2 separate regions of the Homo sapiens genome follow, and region 1 is linked to region 2. A link is a contact called in ENCODE Hi-C or POLR2A ChIA-PET data. All regions are on one chromosome and are shown on one strand. The core of a region is the stretch at or near the end of the contact, and the rest is flanking DNA. Distances in the headings are between cores, read along the strand shown. Region 1 overlaps LOC107984527 (a long non-coding RNA gene). Region 2 has its middle 110 kb from the start of PLEKHA5.

What was found. Hi-C counts contacts between places; a loop is a spot of excess contacts on that map. ChIA-PET counts read pairs that join two places held with the same protein, here RNA polymerase II (POLR2A). Pooled maps may share reads with other maps.
Region 1: a loop to region 2 is called in a map of Calu3, with 2.6 times the contacts of the local background. The contact joins two enhancer-like sites. A Hi-C loop is called at or near these places in 2 of 168 maps with a recorded cell type or tissue (Calu3 and endothelial cell of hepatic sinusoid) and 1 of 50 pooled maps. POLR2A ChIA-PET finds 5 or more read pairs at or near these places in 1 of 52 experiments (naive thymus-derived CD4-positive, alpha-beta T cell).

What each region holds. Positions count from the first base shown.
Region 1 is chr12:19,061,076-19,068,492 of GRCh38, forward strand. All of the region lies in intron 1 of LOC107984527 (a long non-coding RNA gene), which reads left to right. Among named protein-coding and RNA genes, the nearest start is that of PLEKHA5, 65 kb to the right of the region's middle. Within about 2 kb of position 5,761, at least 2 of the 41 ENCODE cell types and tissues checked have a DNase peak (open chromatin) inside an H3K27ac peak, as active enhancers do.
Region 2 is chr12:19,015,148-19,022,032 of GRCh38, forward strand. No RefSeq gene overlaps it. Among named protein-coding and RNA genes, the nearest start is that of PLEKHA5, 110 kb to the right of the region's middle. Within about 2 kb of position 3,649, at least 3 of the 41 ENCODE cell types and tissues checked have a DNase peak (open chromatin) inside an H3K27ac peak, as active enhancers do.

The sequences.
Region 1 (7,417 bases), core at 4,511-7,010, 48 kb after region 2:
ATTTTGTTAAAGAGTACGAAAAGGAAAGATACAGCAAGCATTATTCTTAGCGGTGAAACGGTGTAAGCTTTCTACTGAGATCTGGAAAAAGATGGGTATGTCTGTCGTTACCACTTCCTTTCAACATTGGAAGAAGGTAGCCACCAGTACAGAAAGGGAGCCCAGCTAATACAGAAAAACAAAAGGGAAAGAAAATGAGGAATGGGAAATGGGGGGAAAGACTGGAAAGAAAGAAATAAGAAATAAAACCCAGATGATATGTGCATGTGTTCATAGAAGTGTCAAAAGAATGACAGAAAATTAGCATTAACAAGACAGTTCATCAAAATTGCTACACAAGTAAATAAATGCATTCCTTTTCCTACTTCAGGTCAGGAAGAATATTCTCCTGTTATGTTCTAGAAGCTCCAGAGGCTCCTAAATATATTACTTTATGGCAACAATAAACAGAAAATAAAATTTTTAAATGATACTATTTATTATAAACCAAAAATGTTAAATTATTAAATATTAAATCTAACAAAAGACATATAAGACCTCTATACAGAAAACTATGAAACATTGAAAGACCTTAAAGACTAAAACAAAAGGAGAGACACACCATGTTCATGAGTTTGAAGACTCAATAATGTAATGTCAATTTTCTTCAAACTGCTGTATAGAGTCAGTACAATCCCAGCTAAAATCTTAACCCATTTTTAAATTTGTTTTATATGTGTGTGTTTACATATATTATGTGTGTGTTTATATTTATGTGTTTGTGTATTTGTCTTGTTGTTGTTTTCATGGAATTGGAAAAGCTGGTCCTAAAATGAAAATGCATCAAAATGCAATTGGACCAGTCCGGTACCAAAATGGAAATATATGGAAATGCAATAGACTCAGAATAGTGAGGATACTCTCGAAGAAGAACATGATGCGAGGACTTACTCTACAGGACATTGATACACCCTACATGTAAAAATAATTAACACAATATGGTATTGATTAAAGGACAGACAATAAAACAATGAAATGAAAACAAAATTCCAGAAATAGACCTGTTCATATCTAGATCCTGAATTACAATTAACATGGCACTTCAGAATAGCAGGGAAAGCATAACTTTACAATAAATGTTGCTGACAACATTGGAAATCCCCATAGGTGAAAAAAAAAATGGACTCTAAACTTAATCACATGCCATTCAGAGAAAACAATGCCAGAGAGATTGCAAATTTAAGTGTGAAAAAACAAAATTCTGAAGCTTCTAGAAGATGTTAGTAGAATTTCTTCATGACCTAGATAGAATTGGAAAAGACTTCATAAACAGGGCACCAAAAGCAAAATCATAAAAAGAAAGACTAATTAAAGTTACTATATCAAGTTTATTGAGACATCAATAAGAGAGTAAAAAGTAAGCCATGAGTAGGAGACAATATTTTTAATATACATAAACAATTCTACAAACCAATAATAATAAAGGTGAACAACCAAATGGAAAAATGTGCAAGAGATTTGAACAGCCAACTCACAAAAGATGATATCCAAATAGTCAATGAATGTATGAACATGTGAAAGGTACTGAACTCATTGGTTAATGTAAACTCAGGGAAAATGTAAACTAAAAGTAGATAAAGTACCACTACAAACCCATCAGTGTGGCCAAAACTTAAGACTGAAAATACCAATCATTGAGGCATTCACTATTGTTTAGCATATAAAATTAATGCAATCTGCTTAGCAGAGTCTGGCAGTGTCTAAGGATTGAATACAAGCACACTGTAGATCTAGCACTTCCCCTCCTAGGAACAGATATAACAGAAATGTGTACATATGTGCACCAAGCGCCATGTAGAAGCACGTTCTTAGCGGTATTATTTGTTTTTGCCTCAAACTAAAAATACCCAAATGCCCATTAACAGTAAAATTGATAAATGAATTGTAGCTGTAATTCTATAATGGAAGATTAAAAAATACTGAAAAATAAAAATTACAGTTAAAATAAAATCCTGAGTAAATTTCACAAATATGACGAGCAAAAGAAACCAGCCATGAAAGCATTTATATTGTGTAATTTCTCACTATATAATTCAAAACAGACAAAACTAAACTATAGAGTTTAGCAACACATGCCTAGAGATAAATCTATAAAGCAAGCCAGAAGATGATTACAATAACAGCCAAGGGAAGATGAAGGGAACGTAAGTTGGATTTCTGGGGTGCTGGCAGGATTTTGTTTTACTTTTATTTTACATTTGGGGGGTACATGTGAAGGTTTGTTACATAGGTAAACACCTGTTGTGAGGGTTTGTTGTACATATTATTTCATCACCCAGGTATTAAGCTTAGTACCCAAGAGTGATCTTTTCTGCTCCTCTCCCTCCTCTCACCCTCCTCCCTCAAGTAGACCTCAGTGTCTATTGTTTTCTTCTTTGTGTTCATGAGTTCTTATCATTTAGCTCCCACTTATAAGTGAGAACATGTGGTATTTGGTTCTCTGTTTCTGTGTTAGTTTGCTAAGGGTAATAGCCTCCAGCTCCACCCATCTTCTCACAAAACACATGATCTTGTTCTTTTTTTGTTTCCTTTTTGAGACGGAGTCTTGCTCTGTCACCCAGGCTAGAGTGCAGTGGCGCGATCTCGGCCCACTGCAACCTCCACTTACTTCCAGGTTCAGGCAATTCTCCTGCCTCAGCCTCCCAAGTAGCTGGGACTACAGGCATGCACCACTATGCCCAGCTAATTTTTGTATTTCTAGTAGAGACGGGGTTTCACTATGTTGGCCAGGATGGTCTCGCTCTCTTGACCTCGTGATTTGCCTGCCTCAGCCTCCCAAAGTGGATCTTGTTCTTTTTATGGCTGCATAGTATTCCATGGTGTATATGTACCACATTTTTCTTTATCCAATCTGTCGTTGATGGGCATTTAGGTTGAGTCCATGTCTTTCCTATTGTGAATAGCGCTGCAATGAAGATTTTATTTCTTGATCTGGGTGGTGGTTACATGCCTTATGATAAATTATTAGGCCATACGTTTTTGGTTTTTTGGTTTTGTTTTTTTTTTTTTTTCAGACGGAGTCTCACTCTGTCGCCCATGCTGGAGTGCAGTGGCATGATCTCAGCTCACTGCAACCTCTGCCTCCCGGGTTCAAGTGATTCTCCTGCCTCAGCCTTCCAAGTAGCTAGGATTACAGGCACCTGCCACCACGCCCGGCTAATTTTTGTATTTTTAGTAGAGGCGGGGTTTCACCGTGTTGGCCAGGCTGGTCTCAAACTCCTGACCTCAAATGATCCACCCACCTCGGCCTCCCAAAAAGTGCTGGGATTATAGGCATGAGCCACTGCACTTGGCCTGTATATGTTTTAATTGCAAAATTTAAAAGCTTTTTTAAAAACCTTCAACATGAACCTGTTGGTGGTATCCAGTGATACTGCTACTTGCGGCAAATGGCCTGTTAAATTCAGTCCTGGCCTTTGCATTGTGCTTTCAGTAACCATATATGAAAGCCCAACACAGCAATTCTTACTGAAGCTATCATCTCACTATTTAAATGAAAGACTTTAGAATTTTTCTTTTTATGCAAAATGAATTGTAAGGATTTTCAGAAGAGAAAGAACAGCAAACATCTCAAACCACATGTAGTTTTAATTAAAACTCTCCTAGTAGAAAAAAAAAACGTTATCATCAGCTGCTGTATGTACCCTCTAGGACCTCCATAGGAGTGCTCTGCTTTCCTTAGGAGAACTGTCAATATGCACACACACTTGAAACAGATGAGAGACTTAGCAGCAAAGATCCTCATCCTGTGTGGTAGCCCATCACAGGAAGGGGCAATGGAGCCCAGTGAGTTCTCTCTTCACCATGGAGCTGCCTGCCACCCAAGACAGGCATTTAACGTGTTGGCTCTGGCAACCCTCACTTCCCTTGTCATTCCAATTAAGCTATTAAAATCAATGCAGAAGTCTTAGCTACTTGGGAGGCTGAGGAGGAAGAAGCATTTAGCCCAGGAGTTCAAGACCATCCTGGGCAACTTAGAGAGGCCCTGTCTCTACAAAAAGAAAAAAAAAAGGGGTTTTTTTTTAATTAGCCAGGAGTGATGATAAATTATTAGGCCACTACAGGCCTGTAGTCTGAGCTACTGGAGAGGCTGAGGCAGGAGGATCACTTGAGCCCAGGAGTTTGCTGCAGTAAGCTTTGATAGTGCCACTGCACTCCAGTCTGGGTGACAGGGTAAGATGCAGTCATTAAATAAATAAATAAGTAGAAGTACTTAAAGCTAAAGTGTTACAGTAGATGTTCTTAAAGGGGTCAGAAATTTGTACCCTGACTTCTTAGCAAGATGCTTTTCCACTTTGTTAACCTCAAAAAGAAAAAAGTCTAAAGGTCACACCTATATTCCGTGGCTTCATTGATTTCTTCAGTTTCTTTTCCACTAGGTGAATGTTTACCCTCTCGATATTTTTTTAAAATTTCTATTTGATATGAGAGAGTAAAAGTTTACACTTTAAAATCCTCTCCACTCACCTTCACCCTCCCCCAACCAAACCTCAGCTTTTCCTGGACCAAAATCTCAACTAGTGTCCACAGACATGGATACATACCTAGAGCAAAATAAATCAAATGGGAATTTTAATGCACTCAATACAGTTGAGCTAAAAGTCACTTATTTTATGAAGAAAAGATAACAACCTTTCTTATGCTAGAGCACACTCGCTTCTTGAACAAAGTTCAGTGGTTAAAGCTGGTGGGGAAACGACCTATTTCGGATGACAGATAAATAAATTCCAGGTTAAATACTAGAGAAATATCTTAATGAAGATTTTTTCAGACTAGAGCAACCTCCTGAGGGAAACAGTTTGAAGTGACATCATTTGAGACATTTAAATTATAGTGGATAAAGTACTCAAACCCACCACAAAGAAACACTCTTTGTAGAACTCATGGGAAAATTACTGGGATTTATAATAGGCCTTTTCTATGAGGAGGTAAGCCTGCCTACGAGGCAGACCTGCTATTGAATAAATGTTATTTTAAATGGAGTGTGGCTGTATTGTAACTCAGTTCCTCCTTCTATGGAGAAGAGCATGAATGGGTAGGTTAGCCAAAAAATTAATAGGTTTTTTCTTTTTAAAGCAGTAGATTTCTTCACAAAGCCTACCTAATTATGTGAGTTTTTCCTCAAGAATGACATGCTTCAATGCTCATTTTCTTTCAACTATTTTTTTAAATGTTATCTACCCCAGGACTTCCAACCCCCTTTCTCTAACAAATCAGCATGTAGCAGAGAAGTTCTGAACTAACACAGCTTTGAATGTCAAATGTTTAAATTTGAATGTTCTGCCTTTTCGATAAAATGAATTTAACAGTGACCCTCCAAGGATTTTCCACTTCCAGTCTTACCCAGAACAGCCCTCATTAAGCATGTAGCACTCCACAAAGAGTAAATCATTTATTTGGAATCAGCCCTTATGAGCTAGAAAAACTACCTTTCAGAAAGCCTTCATTTCAAAGGACAATTGCCATATTCTGTAAGCCTATTGATTTTTCTTCACTGTTGGAATGAAGAATGTAAACAGAATTGCATATTTACTCATTGCCTTTTCTGATACCTTTGCTCTGAGAGCTCAACACTTCTGTCCCACGTGTATGAAAGGCTGCTCTTTCCAGAGCTGGTCCGTGTGAGATGATTAATGAATGGCCAGACAAAATTCTGATTAATGCTCCACTATTAAGATTTGCCTTTACTTCAAGAGCTTTTTATAAGTTCATAGTTTTGACCCCACAAACCTTTCTCCCCTCCCCCCCCCGCTTGGTAATTGCTAAAGTTTGACAGCCACTGTGTTTGCTGCCTGTAACATATGGCTAATTGAATCAGAGTTGGGGAAAGAACCAGTAGATTCCTAATTATGATCCACTCCACAGATCTGAAGCCTGAATAAGCAGGAAACAAGGAAAAGGCTGCAGAGCCTAGAAAACCTATTATAGCGGTGATTGTAGCAGGATGCAAACATTTCTAAAACTGACTGAATATCATTTATTTAGAAAGCGTAGTTTGCTTTCTGTCTTTTAATTACACAAAGCAAAGAAAGATTAGAGAGAGATTTGCTTTTATCTGTGTGATTTTTGCACGTCTGGACACTGGACACCTCATATTCTCATAATCATATTTTAGTAGACATTTGCATTTCTAATAAGGCAAACACGCTGGATTTTCATCTTATAGGTTCTTCTCCATCCTCAACACTCCAGTTATGAAGACACATGTATATATTTTTAAATGCGTGTTTCAATTTCAAATGAATTTTTCTACAGCAGTTAATGGTAACATATGTCCTCTGAATTGCTTCCCCCGGGGTGAAGAGTAAGGCAATAAATGAAATATTCATCGAATATTGCTGCTGAACATTTAACTAACAATGCAAGGCACATTACTAGGTGTCAGAAGGGTAGGCACACGATAAAACACAGCTTTTCCATTTGTTTTCAGTGCTTGGGGAAGTAAGCAAGATGAACAGTAGCAGTATAATGTGAGATAGGTCATGGTCTATACATAAGGAATATGTTATTTGATTAATGCCTTCCATTAGACTATAAATGAAACCTAGCACAGTGACACAAAATAGGTTTCAATAAATATTAATTATGAATGAATAAAGGAAGGAGGGAATATAATATACAGTTGTATTGGACTTTTGAGAGAAATCACTTCTGATTATGGGATTCTAGAGAGACTTTCTTAAGAAAGATTTTGGTTTCAGTCTTAAACTAATGGATAAACTTATAGTAGGTATGACGTGGGTCACTCTACTGAGATGACTCAAGCATAGGCAAAAAAGTAAGATACAGGATATATTTGGGTGGCACAATTAATCTAGTTTGTTTAAGAAAGTCATCTATAATACTTGACATTTTTTCAGCATGTTATAAATTTTATAAAGATACGTGAAAAAGAGTAGTGGGAGACAGACCTAGAAAGGTAAATTGGGAACAGATCTTGGATAACCTTGATTACAGGTTAATGATCATGACAACCATCAATGTCTGTGGGTTAATTCAACTTGTAACCATTTATTCGTAACAGGAAATGTTCTCTTCTCTGAAGTCTTTCAAGAACTCATATACTGAAATTAACATATTATAGTAGTAAAGATAAAGTAATGGCTGTCCCTGGAATCCGTTCTCAGGATCAACTTGGAAGGTAGTAGAGCTGGATAATTCCACTGAGAATTGACATCCATATTAGAAACTTCAGTCCCTCTCCCTTTTTCCTTTTGGCAGCTTGCCAGCTGTAACTAAAAATAACTCAGAACTTTAATTTAAGAGATAATATCTATGGTGTCTTTGTTAACAATCATATTTTTATTGTAAGAACTTAGAAGAAGGAATAAAATATCTCATTGAAAGGCTAGGTAGTGACAAGAATGTAGTTTCTTTG
Region 2 (6,885 bases), core at 2,399-4,898:
TCATTCCATTCATTCAACAACTACTTATTGAGCACCTACTATGTTCTTGGCATGTTCTAAGGGTTGAATAATGAGTGGTGAATAAGTTACATATGGCCGTTGCATTTTAGGGAGTTTACACATTTGTAGGGGAGACATATGATAAACAAATAAATCAGTATGTAATTACAAATAATGATAAAAGCTACGAAGGAGACAGGGTGCTATGATTGAGAACACCAGAGTAAGGAGAGCCTACTTAAATGGGGTAATCAGAAAAGGCCTCCTTGAGGAGCTCATGTTTAAACTGCAATGAGGAAAATGCCCTGTGAAGACTGGGAGAGAGCAGAGAGCAGAGGCGGAGCAGGAAAGCACTCAGCAAACTGACAACGACGAAGGACCCAAGGGTCTGGAGCAATGCTCAGTAAGAAAAGCTGCCAAGGCTGAAAGACCTTCAGAAGCCAGAGTATTCAGTCTTGTAGGACATGGGACGAAGTTTGGATTTTCCTCTAACTTCAGTGAGAAACCATTGAGAGGTTTTAATGAGAAGAGTGTCATGATTTGATTTCTGTTTTTAGGAAATGACTCTGGCTACCTTGTGATAATTTGAAAAAATACAAAAGTGGATAGACAAGTTAAGAACCCATTGCAATAATCCAAGCCAGAGATGATGGTGACTTGGACTTAGTGGCAAGGGTGATGGAGAGATGGAATAATTTCAAGCATATTATAAAGATTTTAAAAATCGAATCTCAGCCAGGCACCATGACTCCCACATGTAATCTCAGCATTTTGGGAGACTAAGGTAGGCAGATCACTTGAGCTCAGAAGTTCGAGACCAGCCTGGCCATCATAGCGAAACCCCACCTCTACAAAAAATACACAGAATTAGCTGGGCATAGTGGCGTGAGCCTGTAGTCCCAGCTACTTTGGGGGCTGAGGCAAAAGGAGCGTTGGAGCACAGGAGGTTGAGGCTGCAGTGAGCCAAGATCACACCACTGCATTCCAGCCTGGGTGACAAAGTGAGACCCTGTCTCAAAAAAAAAAAAATTAATTTCTTCAAGATATTAAGATATTGACTGGAGGAAAGGAGTATTTTTTGTGTTTGAAATAGACTTACTCCTGAATGTATTCACTCCTGGAACTATCACCAGTTAGCCTGTAGGCTCTCCAAAAGGGAATGTGGCAGAGGAATAATTTTTAGACATTGACATCAAATATTGTCTGATAACCATTCAGTTATTCTCTTGCAACCTTCTTCTCCATCTCAGAAACTTACTCAACACATTGTCTTATTTATATCCCTATTCCTCAAATCCTGCACTAAGACTTGGGGAAAGGCAAAAATGCTTCATCATCAGGGAAACTTTAGTCTTAGCACCAAGTTGAGCTGCTAGTAATATGTGAAGTCTTGTTTTATTCTCATCAAATGCAACAAAAATTACTGAACCTCCTTATATGAAACTTGTCTTTTGGCTTACTCAGAAGCTTCCAGAATTCCCCATAACTTAGAGTGATTTTTTTTTTAAGATTAATTTTTTGGTCGTAAATACATATGTGCTTATGCTCATTCCTTTGTAAACACACCAACAGATGACATAGAATATTTTGTTGCATAATGATTAAGACTGAATTTGGCAAGAACTCAAATATGAAGGGTTATTCTTAGAAAAACAAGTTCAGTGACGGGACTTTAAAACTTCTAATAATCTATACCAAATGAACACATAAGGAAGTCCACAATATGACTTGTAGATATCAATTTAAAGCCATATATACCTGAAATAAGAATCTTGTGCATTCACTCACAGATACTATCTCAGCACTGTGAAAGAATATGAGTGATTCCATTTTTCTCCCTTTTGGGGAGTGGATTCTGCAACTAGTATCAATCACTACTTTGTGCATATTCCATCAAAATGCATGCTACCAAGATATGCAATGAATTTTGACCACTTAAACATCTTTGCGGGAATTTTCTCAATAAGTGGGAGCAATGAAATTCTACTGCTCCTAATATGTGCAGAAAATAGGTAATAAGCGGATTCTTTAGAAAATATCACTGGGTAATTCTGATGGCCAGAAGCCCAGCATGATGCAATTCAAAAACAACCAAAGATCTAACTCATCCTTCCTATTTGTTGTAGTTCCAGAACACCAGAATTGAATTTTTTGTTTGTTTGTTTGTTTTAGAGACAGGGTCTCACTCTGTTGCCCAAGCTAGAGTGCAGTGGAGTGAATATGATTCACTGCAGCCTCAACATCCTGAATTCAAAGGATCCTTCTGCCTCAGCCTTCCAAGTAGCTGGGATTACAGGTGCATGCCACAACACAAAGCTAATTTATTTAGTTTTGTAGAGATGAGATCTTGCCATGTTGCCCAGCCTGGCAGAATTACTTTTCTAAAAGAAATTGTATATCTAAAATGAGAAATTAGAACCTTGAAAGAATTAAACCCAAATTAGGTAATTTTGAGAGCAGAGAAGAGGACAAGCAAAAATGTTGAGGACTGCAAAGCATGACATCTAGAAATATGAAATGTGGGTGTAGAATCAGACGAGGGAGAGCAATGCAAAATGATGAGGCACCTGGAAGATATGTAATGGAAGAATTCCAAAGAAAAGTTGTATCAAATAATTAAAGTAGCATCTGCCATTTTTTTAGCGTATGCCAAGGCCAGGCATTATACTGGACATTTTTTAAATTTTATCTCTAATTCTTGCAATAAGTCTACAATATAGATTTTAGTACTCTTATAGAGAAGAAAACAAACCTTCATGAGGTTATATACCACACTTAAGGCTCTTCAGCTAGTAACTGGCAGAGCCAGGATTTGATACCAGAGCCATCCATCTCTAAAAACCAGGGTTGCCTGGTAGGATTGCTCAGCCTCCATAATTATATACAGTAAGGACAAAGCCCAGCTGTTTCCACACCAAAAAAAAACCACATTTTCCAAAGTTTGATTAGGTTTTAAACAGAACTTTAGAAGCTCTAAGTCCTAAGCTGAATTTGAGAAGCCCTAAGCGTTTTACTTGGAAGAAAGACCATTTTGACACATTTTCAGAAACATGGCAGAGTAGTCAAGTGCCAGGAAACTGACAGGAAGACAAAAGCGACAAGGGACAACCAGATTCTGAGTTACCTATTTTGTCCAAAAGTACCAGTCTGAGAGAAGAAATGTAGAACTACAAACAGTATCTTACTGTGAGAAGAGAGTGGCAGATACTGGCAATTGTCTTCTAATATATATTACCTGATTCTTTTGTTTAATAATAGAACTCTTGAGTTTTAGCTGGATTTAGCTGTCCAGCTAGACAGTGTTCTTCCCAGGCCCCTTTGTAGCTAGGCTCCAACCAATGGAACTTCTGGTTTATATCTGTCAAGTTAAAAACAAATCTGGACTTTATTCAAAAGGACTTTTGCAAAGAGTAAGAGAGGGACTATTGCACAAAGGAGAACATTTGACTATAAGATCTGCAAGCTTTAGGCAAAAAGGATTTTTCTTGTCTAAAGAGAAGTAAACAAGACCAGAAAGATGTAGATGTAGAGAAGTGGGATGAAAGTATGGAAGGATCAGATAGTACATCCAGGAATGTTTTACCCTGAGACCAGTCTATTTTTTTGGCAGAGATCCTTAAGGAAGGGTTGTATGGCTGACTCAGGCTTAAAGCAGGCAAGAGTTCAGGGGACTAGAGGAAGGAGAAAATCTTAACAAAGGTTTGGTTAGTAAGCATTTTGTTTCCACTGATCGGTGGTGAGAAAACAGTCCAGCTGATAATTTCAAAGGCAAAGAATAGGAATTTGGAAAGTCTGTGTCTGGCCTTGTCATAGGAAAACAAGAGGGGCATTGTATTAGTCTGTTCTCATACTGCTATAAAGAAATAACCTGAAACTGGGTACTTTATAAAGAAAAGAGGCATAATTGGCTCGCAGTTTTTGCAGGCTTTACAAGAAGCATGGCTGGGAGGCCTCAGGAAACTTACAATCATGGCAGAAGGTGAAGGGGAAGCAGGCACATCTTACATGGCTGAAGCAGGAGGAAGAGAGAGAAGGGGGAGGTGCTACGCATTTTTAAACAACCAGATCTTGTGAGAATTCACTATCCCAATAACAACAAGAGGGAAATCCACCCCCAGGATCTAATCGCCTCCCACCAGGCCCCTACTTCAACACTGAGGATTACAATTCAACATGAGTCTTGGGCAGGGACACAAATCCAAACCATATCGGGCATCCTTGATTCTTAACAAAGTCGTGGTTGAGTAAGCTGCTGTTTCCTAGAACACAATGGGTGGCAGGATTTCTTTAATCATGGCTGTTTTTCAGGATCACAGGGCTCAGGTAAATTTCAACACTGTCATAACCTTAAAAGGAATCTGCTTGCCCTGTCCTTCTTTCCCCTTCTAGTGGTTCGAACTTAAACACAGTGGCCATGAGACATCCTAAAGGATGATATAACCTAAAGATGGGAGGAGCCTGGGTCCCTGGGTCCCTGGATGACAGGAAAAGAGCTGTCTACTTGCCCTGGACAGCTCACCTACCTCTGGACTATTAAGTAAGAGAAAAATAAACATTTTTCTAGTTTATACCTCTTTATTTGAGGTCTTCAAGTTATAGCCACTTAGCTAGTACCCTAATGAACACAAATAGTCTCTGCAAACAGGAAAGTTTCTTTTTTATTTGGCATCATGGTCAAGCTGTCAAGCATCATCTTCAAATATGAGAGATAATATTAAATGCAGAGCTCCTTCCTAGTGCCAAGAACTCACATTCTCATTAATCTGTGATTGCCTAAAGCATCAAAAGCTCAATTTTGCTCTTATTTTTCTGTATCACACAGGAAACAGAATTCTGTTTCGGCTCCTAAAATGCATTAAAAACTTTTCATTTTAGGTAGCATTGGAACTCAAAGTAAATAGTAGGATGGATGGTATGTATGTATTATTGATTAAGTAATATATGTTAATGTATGTATTTGCTTGTGGTATTACTGGGGCTCTTAAAAAGTTACTAAATGGCAGAATGTCCTACAATTTGATTCAAATGGTCTTTAAATCAGTAATAGCCTTCTTTATCCATGAGAGGGTTAGAGACATGCTACCAAAAAATGTGACACCTTGGCATTTGAAGACAAAGCAGAAGCGGGAAGGTCATTCTCACCTTCCTCTCGCTCCTTCTTCACTGAAGCAGAAATTCTCTGGTCTTTCCCTAAAGTAGGTTATAAGACCTTCATTCTAGAGGGGTCCTCCCTATACCCCAAAGAGAGAAACATCCTTGTCCTCAAAGGCACAGAAATATCAAGAAGAAACTGAAAAACAGGCCTTGCTTGTTCCTGCAGTTTATTACCTTTAGATCATATCCTTTTATCTTCCAATCATACTTCTGCATGACTGTCCATAAAAATACACAGTTTTTTTCTGTTTCTTCGAGTTATCATTCATTTTTGAAAGTGCCCATATCACATAAATTTTACATTTGCATGCCTTCCACTTGTTAGTCTGTCTTTTGTTATAGGGGTCTCAGCAATGAACCTAGCAGTGGGTGAGGAAAATAATCTTTTCTCCTCTGCATCGGACATGTGGTCATAGGAAGATATGGATGGTCCATCAGGAGTGATTAAAAGAACTAACATCACCACCAAACATGCATTGCTTTTAGTCAGACTTTGTAATGCACCCATCAAAATTCCTCCCAAATGTAGCATCCACGTGGTGTACTTTGCTAAATGAACAACTATATGTATGTCTGTTGTTAGTGGCATAGCTCTTCAAATTCCAAAGGTCTTTCCTTCAATGTTCAAATTTCTCAAGCAGTTCTTATAACTTAAATATGAGATATCAATTACTCTGCATTCCTACAGTGAAAAAAAAATAATCCAATATCAAAACTGCATAGGAAGGCTGTTTGTTCAATTTGATCTAAACAAAGAATTAGTTAAAATTAATCACTGTGGCCTCTTTGATTCACTGGATCATTGAAGTCACTGTCTCAGTTGAGTTCTTAATGGTTTTCAAATACATTTTGGAGAAATTCCCTATTCTAGCAAAAAAAAAAAAAAATGAACCTTTATGGTAAGTTTTAATTCCGTGTATCTTGCCTGTTTCTTATCTGACTTTAATATGTTGTAAAATTATTCCAAATTTGTATTGTACATTGTCTCATTTTAAAAACATTTAAAAAACAGGTCCAAGAAGACATATGAGACATACTGGAACCGTAATAGGTCCATTGTCCAATATGCATGGCAAGTCAATGCCCTGAGACACCGGGTTACAGCAGATCATAGAGCTGCAGATCAAGAAGATGGGAGGAAACCTCTATTCCGTCTCCCCTAGGAGTCTGGGGCTAAGGTTGTTAAGGATTTTGGAGTGGGCTGAAGTGTAGAGATTGCTGATTGGTCAAAGATAGCAGATGGAAGTCCTAGACAGGGAGGACTGCATACAAACTGTATTCTCATGTTATTTCCCTTCTTCTGTGGGGGTCTTCAAATTGGTCGGTATCAGCTTTTTCCCTGGAATTTGAGATCTAAAAAACATTGTATGCAATTCTTAAACAAAATCCTTATGATTCTAACATCACAAATTCTATCTATGTTAAGTAAAAGCCTTCTGATTCTAATGTCAGAAATCCTGTCTATAGGAACCACAGGAATGCAAACAGTCAGTGTCAAGTGCAACACAACTTTTGGTTACAAGGAAGTGGGTCAAGTGCAACCTGGTTAATGTTTAATATAACTATATTTCTGTCCAGAATTCTTGTTAACCCTGTGAGAACGGCTTCAATACAACCAAATATATGACATCATTTTTCAACTAAGTACTCAAAGATTAAAAAGCATTCTTTCCTCTCCCAAACTCCCACCCCTGCCCCCTGCCAATAGCTTCTGAAGTGTTATACTTAAAA